Regions from separate parts of the Homo sapiens genome. Here region 2 is linked to region 1. A link is a loop called in an ENCODE intact Hi-C map of the cell type or tissue named here. Cell type or tissue: chondrocyte. All regions are shown on one strand. Links, peaks and the distances in the headings refer to the core of each region. The heading gives the core; the rest is flanking DNA.

Region 1 (5,028 bases), core at 1,058-3,557:
AAGGGGGAGATGAGGCATTAACCATGCCTTTTCGGTTAATTCCACAAGTAAATAATACTAGATACTCAGTGTCATCATCTCTACAGATTTATTGCCTTCCTTCTGTGGACCAACCTCTTTTCTAGATGTTCATAAACATTGGCTTATTTAATCCTTGCAAAAGTCTCAAGAGATGCCTCTAATTCTCACCAGGGTGGGGGTGAGAAAACTGAAAATCAGCGATATGCTCAGAAATGGCAAAGTTAAGAACCTAACACAGATTTTTTTATGTCAATTTCAATGCCTTTCCACTAAAATCCGATTGCATCCCAGACAAACAAAAATAAGAAAGTCATACTCACTTTTGTAATGTGGCAGGAGCAGCCTGTTTACTGCTGTGCCTTCACTGTCAAAAGCATGCCTGAACTTTTCCCAGCAGGCAGCTGAAAGTGTAGCGGAATTATCAAAGGGGTGCCATTAGCAAGAACTCTGTTCGAATCTGCTGCGATGCAATAGCTTAAGGGAGTGGGTTGTTTATCCCTTAAGGGAACTTAAGGGAGTGGGTTGTTTATCCCTTAACACTTGTTTCTCTATCAGCCAAATGGACATTCTTACCTGTCTCCTCATCATCTTTGGAAATTAAACTCCATGAGGGCAGGGACTTTGTTTATCTTGTTCACTCCTCTTTTCTCAAATGTTTAAAACATACAATACACTTAAAATATTTTTGTAGGGAAAAAGAACATGATTCACAGGTTTTGTAAAGATCAGATGAGTTCATATGTATGAATGTTCTGTTTATTCTTTCTCCCTCCCATCTGAGAGATTAACCTTCAAATTAGGTTAGCTTAGTCTTGTAAACTAGATCTGTCTACACATCTAGATATGGATCCTTCTTGACTTCTAAAAAGCCTTATCTTTTAAGTACAGTTGGAGAATGCCTAAAGCTTTGGGATTTTTAAGATTCAGTGAGTGAAAAACAATTACCAAAATACTTTAATTTGCTTTCTAGCCACTTCATCCATATGACTTTGAATCGAACACTTAAAACTATCTGAGGTTCTGAGAGTGGGGATGCTATTACACTCTTAAGGTTATTACAAATATTAGCCTAAAAGTATAAAGAATATTTTTTCTAAATGAAAAATACTTGTCAAAGCATGCTTGTTAATCAAAACTGCTGTCAGTCTAGATTACAAATTCAGATCATTTATCTTAATGATTTGGCAAGAAGTTTTTAAACTTAATAATTGCATTGACAATAATGATGAGAGCTAATACTCACTGAGAACTTCTAAGGGCTGAGTGCTCACTCCAGCACTTTACATGTGTCCATTCATTGAAACCTCACATCTCTCCTGTGAGATGGGTGTCGTACATGGGTAAGCTGAGGCACAGGCAGGCTAAGTAAAAGATACAACCAGAAAGTAGGGTTTGAAGCCAAGCAACTGGATTCAGAGACTGAGCTCTTAACTACTAAACTGTGTGTGTTTCAACTTCATGATTGAGCCATCTCTTTAGATCAGGGTTCTCTACCTTTTCGCAGATGAACTCCTTCATCAGTCTAACAAAACCTATAGGCTGCCTGTCAGAGTAATGCTCATAATGCTTTAAATAAAATACATAGGATTACGAAGAGAATAAATTACTGTGAAAATAGTTATTTAAATGTTTTTAAAACTAAATGTACAACAAGATAACATATTTGCTTCTTTATTACCTGTTAAATAACAAGAACTGGTGTGAGGGTCTGATCATTGCTGTTATTTAGTAGATGAATAGCATATGTAATGACATGAAAATGTCTCATTTCTTTTGGTGTCGAAATCTCAGGTATTGCTAACACTACCGTGGTTTGCAGCTGACGTTCTTGATTGAAGGAAATGCTAAATTTCAGATTTAGAGTAGTGAAAATAAAGATGTAAATTTTTCCCATCCAAATTTCTGGACCACTGGATTCTGTCCTGCTCTTCTTGAGCAGACCTTCAGTTCAGTAGCCTAACTTTAGAACGTGTTTATTGTTTCCAGGTAACAGAAAACTCTCACTGGCATACTTTGAAATAGATGTAGGTTTTCCTTTTGAAATATCATGGTAGTTTTAACTTGGACTTTGTTGAAACATGACAAATTAAAACATGTCAAAGGGCTTATTTTCTATATAGAGTGCAACTCTTTTCTGTTTAGGCTTAACTATCAAAACTAATTTCAACTGTTGCCACATCACTTGAAGTTCATTAATTAGTGAATATATGGAGATATAAACTCAAGCCAGCCTAATCTAAGAACTGTAATTTAGCCTGCTTGTACATTTCTGTGATACTACAGTACAGTTCTCGAAAACAATCTGTCTTTATTCTATACAACCACTAGATGGCACTAATTGTTTGCTAGTCCTCTTTCTGCCCAAAATTCTACTCCCCCCCTCCACCCTCCATTTCCCACCCCCAAATTGAGAAAGGTTTATCTGGCAACTTTATCCACAAAAACTAAGCGTTGACATATCTTTCTGAAATAAATTAAAGCATTTTTTTCATTCCGTTTTTATCTTTTAAAGACCATTACATCATTTTGTTCTTTCTTCGATTCTCCAGGGGGTTTTTCAAGTCCATTAGAACTTCAGCAATTCAAAATGTTTCGCACCAATTAGAACTAGCTTCTTCAAAACATGGTGTGCTTTTCCAGCAAATGCATGATCCATGGGAAGCCTTGCTTCCTATCTGGGATGCCGGCAACAGAAGCATTTTTAGAGCAGCAAAATTATTGTGTTACATGTCTTCCTGTCACAGCAGCTAGATACTTGTCCTCCACTGCTTCAGAGAAATCACATTTATAGGCTGGTGCATCAGTCCTGGGTCATAAATAGGACAAGGGCTGCACTCAATAAAACATTGGACCAACACACTTCTCAGTGATATGGGATTGGTGAGAAGCATTTTTAAAGGAGTAATAAAATGTAACTATGTTTTAAAACTGTCTCTTGAAATAAGCACATTCTTACATTAGCATCTGAAGTAATGTACTAGCAAGAAGCACAAAAAAAGATATATTTCCAGGAGTACTGAAGTCCTACTGTTGTATTTCTTGGTGTAAAACACATACCACTGTGTTAATTTTCATAATTTTGTATATTGCATGTAGTGTCACATACAATGAACCAATGAGTGCAAGCTACTCTATTAGTCATTTGGATCCAGACGAAGGAATCAGATTGAATGGTTGTCATTGAGGAGGTAGTATCCCCATTCTCTCTGCCTCTGATAGAAATCACCATTGGAGCTGTGAGTGACAACCCTACCTCTGAGCGTGGGAAATCTGATTGTTCATTGTAAATATTTACACCTCCATTTACCATCCAAAGCCAAACATGTGTTTAGCTTCCCCCATTCTAAAATTTCATCGCAGAATCGATCAACCTTCAAAAAGGTTTATTATATCTCCTAAAGTTATGATTGTCAAGAATACAAGACTCCTAATGACATGGATTTTTTTTCCAACAAGAACAGGAAAAAAAGCTGGGTTGGTGGGGAGCAGTAAATTCTCAAAGCTCAAGAGGCTATTGTTAATATTTGTACCACTCTATTGATTTGGGGCAGAGATGTATGGGTCCATGCAGGGGAGGGCAGCCAGAGGAAAAGAGTGGGCTGGCATCAGCCAAAACCCAAAAGAGCTTACATGAATGAAATGAGGCTAGATCACAAAAGGAGTTTGTCTTGTCTCCTGGTTTTCCTGTGGCTGTGTTTATCTGCTTACTGTTGGAGGAATATATATATCCACATGGTATTTGAAAAGCCTTGGCTTTTGTGTCTAATATTCCTAGCCAGTGTGTCAAGTCCCAGAGCACCAAAGTTCATGCAGTTCACCATTGGTTGCAGGTGGCGTCCCCAGGATTCTCTAGCATGGCTCTATGGGCTAAGAGAGAGACTCTTTCTCCAGGGCGGGGAGGGGATGAGGGTATCAATTCCAGAATGCACTTGGCACTCACTCACTGTGGTTCTTTGAAACATTCCAAGAGCAGTTTTCCACAGAGTGAAAAGAAAGTAAGAAGCCAACTCAGTCCCTGGAAATGGAGTGTTAGGGAAAAAAATAATGCTTTCCTGTTCTAATACATTTGTCTTCCTAAAAGCTTCTTTTTTGTACTTTTTTCCAAAAAATTATTATCTTTAGATCTAGATACAGGAAAAACATTTTCAAAGATACATTTGGTTAAGTGCTTTTTAAGCATTTGTTTGGAATTAAGTCTGACATTCTCTTTTTCTCAGATTGCCCTACAAATTAGCACAGAATTATTGGCTTTTACCCAGAGAAAAAGAAGTGGAAAATAATAATAATGGTATGAAAGTATGGACCAGAACTCTGAATCCTGAAAGAGTTTACTTATTTTCCAAGAGAAGGGGTAGGGTGTAGGCAATAGATTTCGTTTGTGTGTGTGTGTGTGTGTGTGTGTGTGCGTGTGTGTGTGTGTGTGTGTGTGTGTTTTATACATGCCATGTAAGAATTATTTCATATTTCGGCCGGGCACGGTGGCTCAAGCCTGTAATCCCAGCACTTTGGGAGGCCGAGGCGGGCAGATCATAAGGTCAGGAGATCGAGACCATCCTGGTTAACACGGTGAAACCCCGTCCCTACTAAAAATACAAAAAAGTTAGCCGGGTGTGGTGGCGGGCGCCTGTAGTCCCAGCTACTCGGGGAGGCTAAGGCAGGAGAATGGCGTGAACCCGGGAGGCGGAGCTTGCAGTGAACCGAGATCGCGCCACTGCACTCCAGCCTGGGCTACAGAGCAAGACTCCATCTCAAAAAAAGAAAAAAAGAATTATTTCATATTTCAAAAACTTTGTTTCTTTGGAAAATCAACCTTGTTGGAGGTAGACGCACCTTTTCCCAATACTTTTGAACATGCCCACTAGTCTTTTCTTTTTCTGGACTTTTTCATCTGGCCTGCTTATATAATTAGACTACAAATCAATCAGTACAGCTCTTGATTTTCTGCAATCTTTAGCTTCAGGCTCTATGATGATATAATGATCTCACCACATTCTGCTTAAGCCAGAC
Region 2 (2,762 bases), core at 1-2,500, 240 kb after region 1:
TGAACATGCCCGGGTTCTCTCTTTTGTATTCCTCAATTTTCTTCTCCACGTCAGGCGTTGTCACCTGCTTTAAGAGAACAGGCGGGCAGGCGTTGGTACCCGGTACCCTGGGCCAGGTGGCGGCGGCCCCACCGCCTCTGGGCCTGTCGGGATGCTCCTCGCTGAATCCTCTGGGACGGTCCCCCTTTGTGAGCAAAAAGACCTGAACTCTCTGAGGCACTTTAGAAAGGGGCAGACCAGAACACATCCCATCCCATCCCGGAGCAGCCTGGGAAGCCTCTAACTTCCCCAGACAAGCCCCAGACAACCGGGATAAATTCAGAAGAATTATAACATCTTGATGGGGGTAGGGTGGGGTTATACTTTCTCATCCCTGGAAATAAGGCAACTGCTTACACAGAACCAACATGAAAACGAAACTAAAAAAGCGATGTTTGAAAAAGGAGCTGAAAAATCAAGTTAAATCTGCAACTTGTGCTTTTCCAAAGGGATATTTATGCTAAAGTGAAGACTGAAATGTAAAGGTATGTATTTGGGTTTTTAAAACTTCGAGTCGATAACAAATATTAATTAAGAGAGACTGACTCTTCTCTCTACCCCCAATATATATTTTTTAAAAAGAAGAAGAAGGTTCCAAAGATTCTTAGAAAGGCTGTGAAAGTGTTTCAGTAGGTGGGAAGGAAGAGGAGGGTGTTTGGAGGTCTTCGGTTTACCATAACCCTCTTGATTTTGCCCGGTGGCAACTAGAAGAAAAGACAGACCTTGTGTAATTCCCTCCCACTCAGCCCTAGCTGGTGTGACTCTTTCTTTTTAAAAACAGAACCAAAAATAATTTAAGGATAGCACCAAACTGCTTATTTTTTTTTAATGGAGTCATTGGCTTATTACAAAGAAAACTGATCACCCTAGTATTTGACTCATTGAAAACAATTTGCACTGGGGGAGACTGAGGGCGGGGTTTGGGAGACAAACCATTATAAAACCTAAAGAAGTTCCTTACATTCGTTTTGGAAAGGACGGTGCCATGGGTGGGAGCCGGGAAGACACTTAGGGAAGAAATCGGCAACAGGTGGGCACATAGAGCTTGCCTGCTTTAGGTGTTTATCCATTAAAATAATTTGATGAGGATTGCAAGGCTTATGGGCTTTAAAAAACAGATGTTATTTTTCCTTTGCAAAAAGGCAAGAGCTTTCCCTAAGTGTTCATCAAGAAGTGTCCAGGGCGCGTGCACACGTACACACACACACGCGCGCCTTTACGCACCTTCACAAACCTCAGAAATAACTCATTGGAGAGCCCCAGATGTCAGCCGTTACCCCCCGCCCGGTCTTCCCCAACACAGGGGACCACAGTCTGGGAGCCAGGAGGGCAAGGCCCGCCCGCTCACCTTGGGCTTGCTGCCGCCGATGGCACCAGGACGTATGGAGCCAGTCTCCTGGTACCTGCACAGGATCTTGGAGACGCAGCCGTGGGACACGCGCAGCTGGCGCGAGATGACGCAGGGCCGGATGCCGTGGTGGGCCATCTCCACGATCTTGTGGCGGATGTGGTTGGGCAGCGGCCTGCCGTTGATAAAAACACCGCCGAGCTGGTTGACGCGGCCCTGGCCGAGGGGAGTGGACACTGTGGGAAGGTGAAAAAGAGAAGCAAGGGAAAAGTCACTGGAGGAAAATAAAAAGCAAAGAACAGCAGCACGTAATTTCGCAGTCTTCTGTCCTATCCTCATGTTACAGCACCGACGCTGAAACTGCTCGACATCGGACTCCCAGACCCAGACCTCCTTTCAATCACATTTGTTCAAATTATTCAGCAATATAGCGCATGTAATCTTGTGTAAAGACAGCAAATGGGGCAAAATAATTCTCCCCAGAGAAAGCGTCTTCCCCTTCGGGCCCGGGGAGTGGCAACTTAGGAGACCCTGCAGCTGGTAGAGAGTCTAGCTTGCTCTAGAAACAGCCTCCTGGCGAAGAGAAGTTCACCCAGGAGCTGGCCTTGATGAACTCTGCTCCCACCGATCCCTGTCCAATTGGGATCTCTCCCTTTCTAAGGGACTTGGGCCAGCTGATAGCCCTTGGGGTTTCTAGCCAAAAGTGCAGCAGCCAAGGGTCAAAGAGGGTCCAGAAAGGAGGCCCAAGCAGCAGTGCCTGTGTCACCTGTTACATCTTGGGACAGAGACCACAGCAGCGGCAGGGCTGTTCCTGGGCCCCCAGCCCCCATTCTTGCTCTGGGTGTTACATTCTACTCTAGGCTGGGTGTGAAGGGAGTGGGTGGCGGGGGCGATGAGCATCTCTGCTGGGGCGCCCTAACCTGGAAAACCATTGAAAACGGCTCAGGCTTGCAAGACTTCCTGCCTCCCCGGGATTCCCAGAATCTTCAAGTGGACGGAAAGGCGATTCCTAAACAAGTTATAGAAACTTCTAGATGCTATTTGAGATACATAGAATTCTAATTTATTTAATTATTCTAAAAATTCCAATCACAATGGCGCGGCGTTAGCCACCACAACTTTGCAGGGCAAAAAAAAAAAAATACTTCCTGAACTAACATATGTTTCACAAGTGTGGGCGCAGCCGGGACAATTTCGAGACAACTTCGAGACAATTTCGAATGGACAAATTGCGGAGAAGTTGCTTCTGCCGCTCAGAAGCCGGTTCACCTCCTTCTCCACCGCGGCATTTCCAAAACAACAGGGACAAGTCTCCCCGGCTCGCCGCAGGCCTGACCGCCCAGCTCCGCCAGGATTTGCAGAGAGCAGCGCGCTC

What was found. A loop is a pair of places that touch in the nucleus more often than their neighbours do. Peaks named below come from ENCODE experiments on the same cell type or tissue, not always from the same donor. Only the 100,000 strongest peaks of a DNase experiment are listed, where the experiment ranks them.
Region 2: it touches region 1 in a loop (3-fold over the local background); 20 of 110 quality-filtered maps call a loop at or near these places.

What each region holds. Positions count from the first base shown.
Region 1 is chr2:222,055,084-222,060,111 of GRCh38, forward strand. No RefSeq gene overlaps it. Among named protein-coding and RNA genes, the nearest start is that of CCDC140, 240 kb to the right of the region's middle. In chondrocyte, for the core only: CTCF peaks have their summits at 2,346 (motif pointing right) and 2,589; no DNase peak of the experiment used is centred there.
Region 2 is chr2:222,295,591-222,298,352 of GRCh38, forward strand. It overlaps PAX3 (paired box 3), which reads right to left. Exons shown (of 9, transcript NM_181458.4): 2 at 1,388-1,623; 3 at 1-67. It overlaps CCDC140 (CCDC140 long non-coding RNA), which reads left to right and starts at 2,557. Exons shown (of 2, transcript NR_161172.1): 1 at 2,557-2,762. In chondrocyte, for the core only: no CTCF peak of the experiment used is centred there; a DNase peak (open chromatin) is centred at 1,441.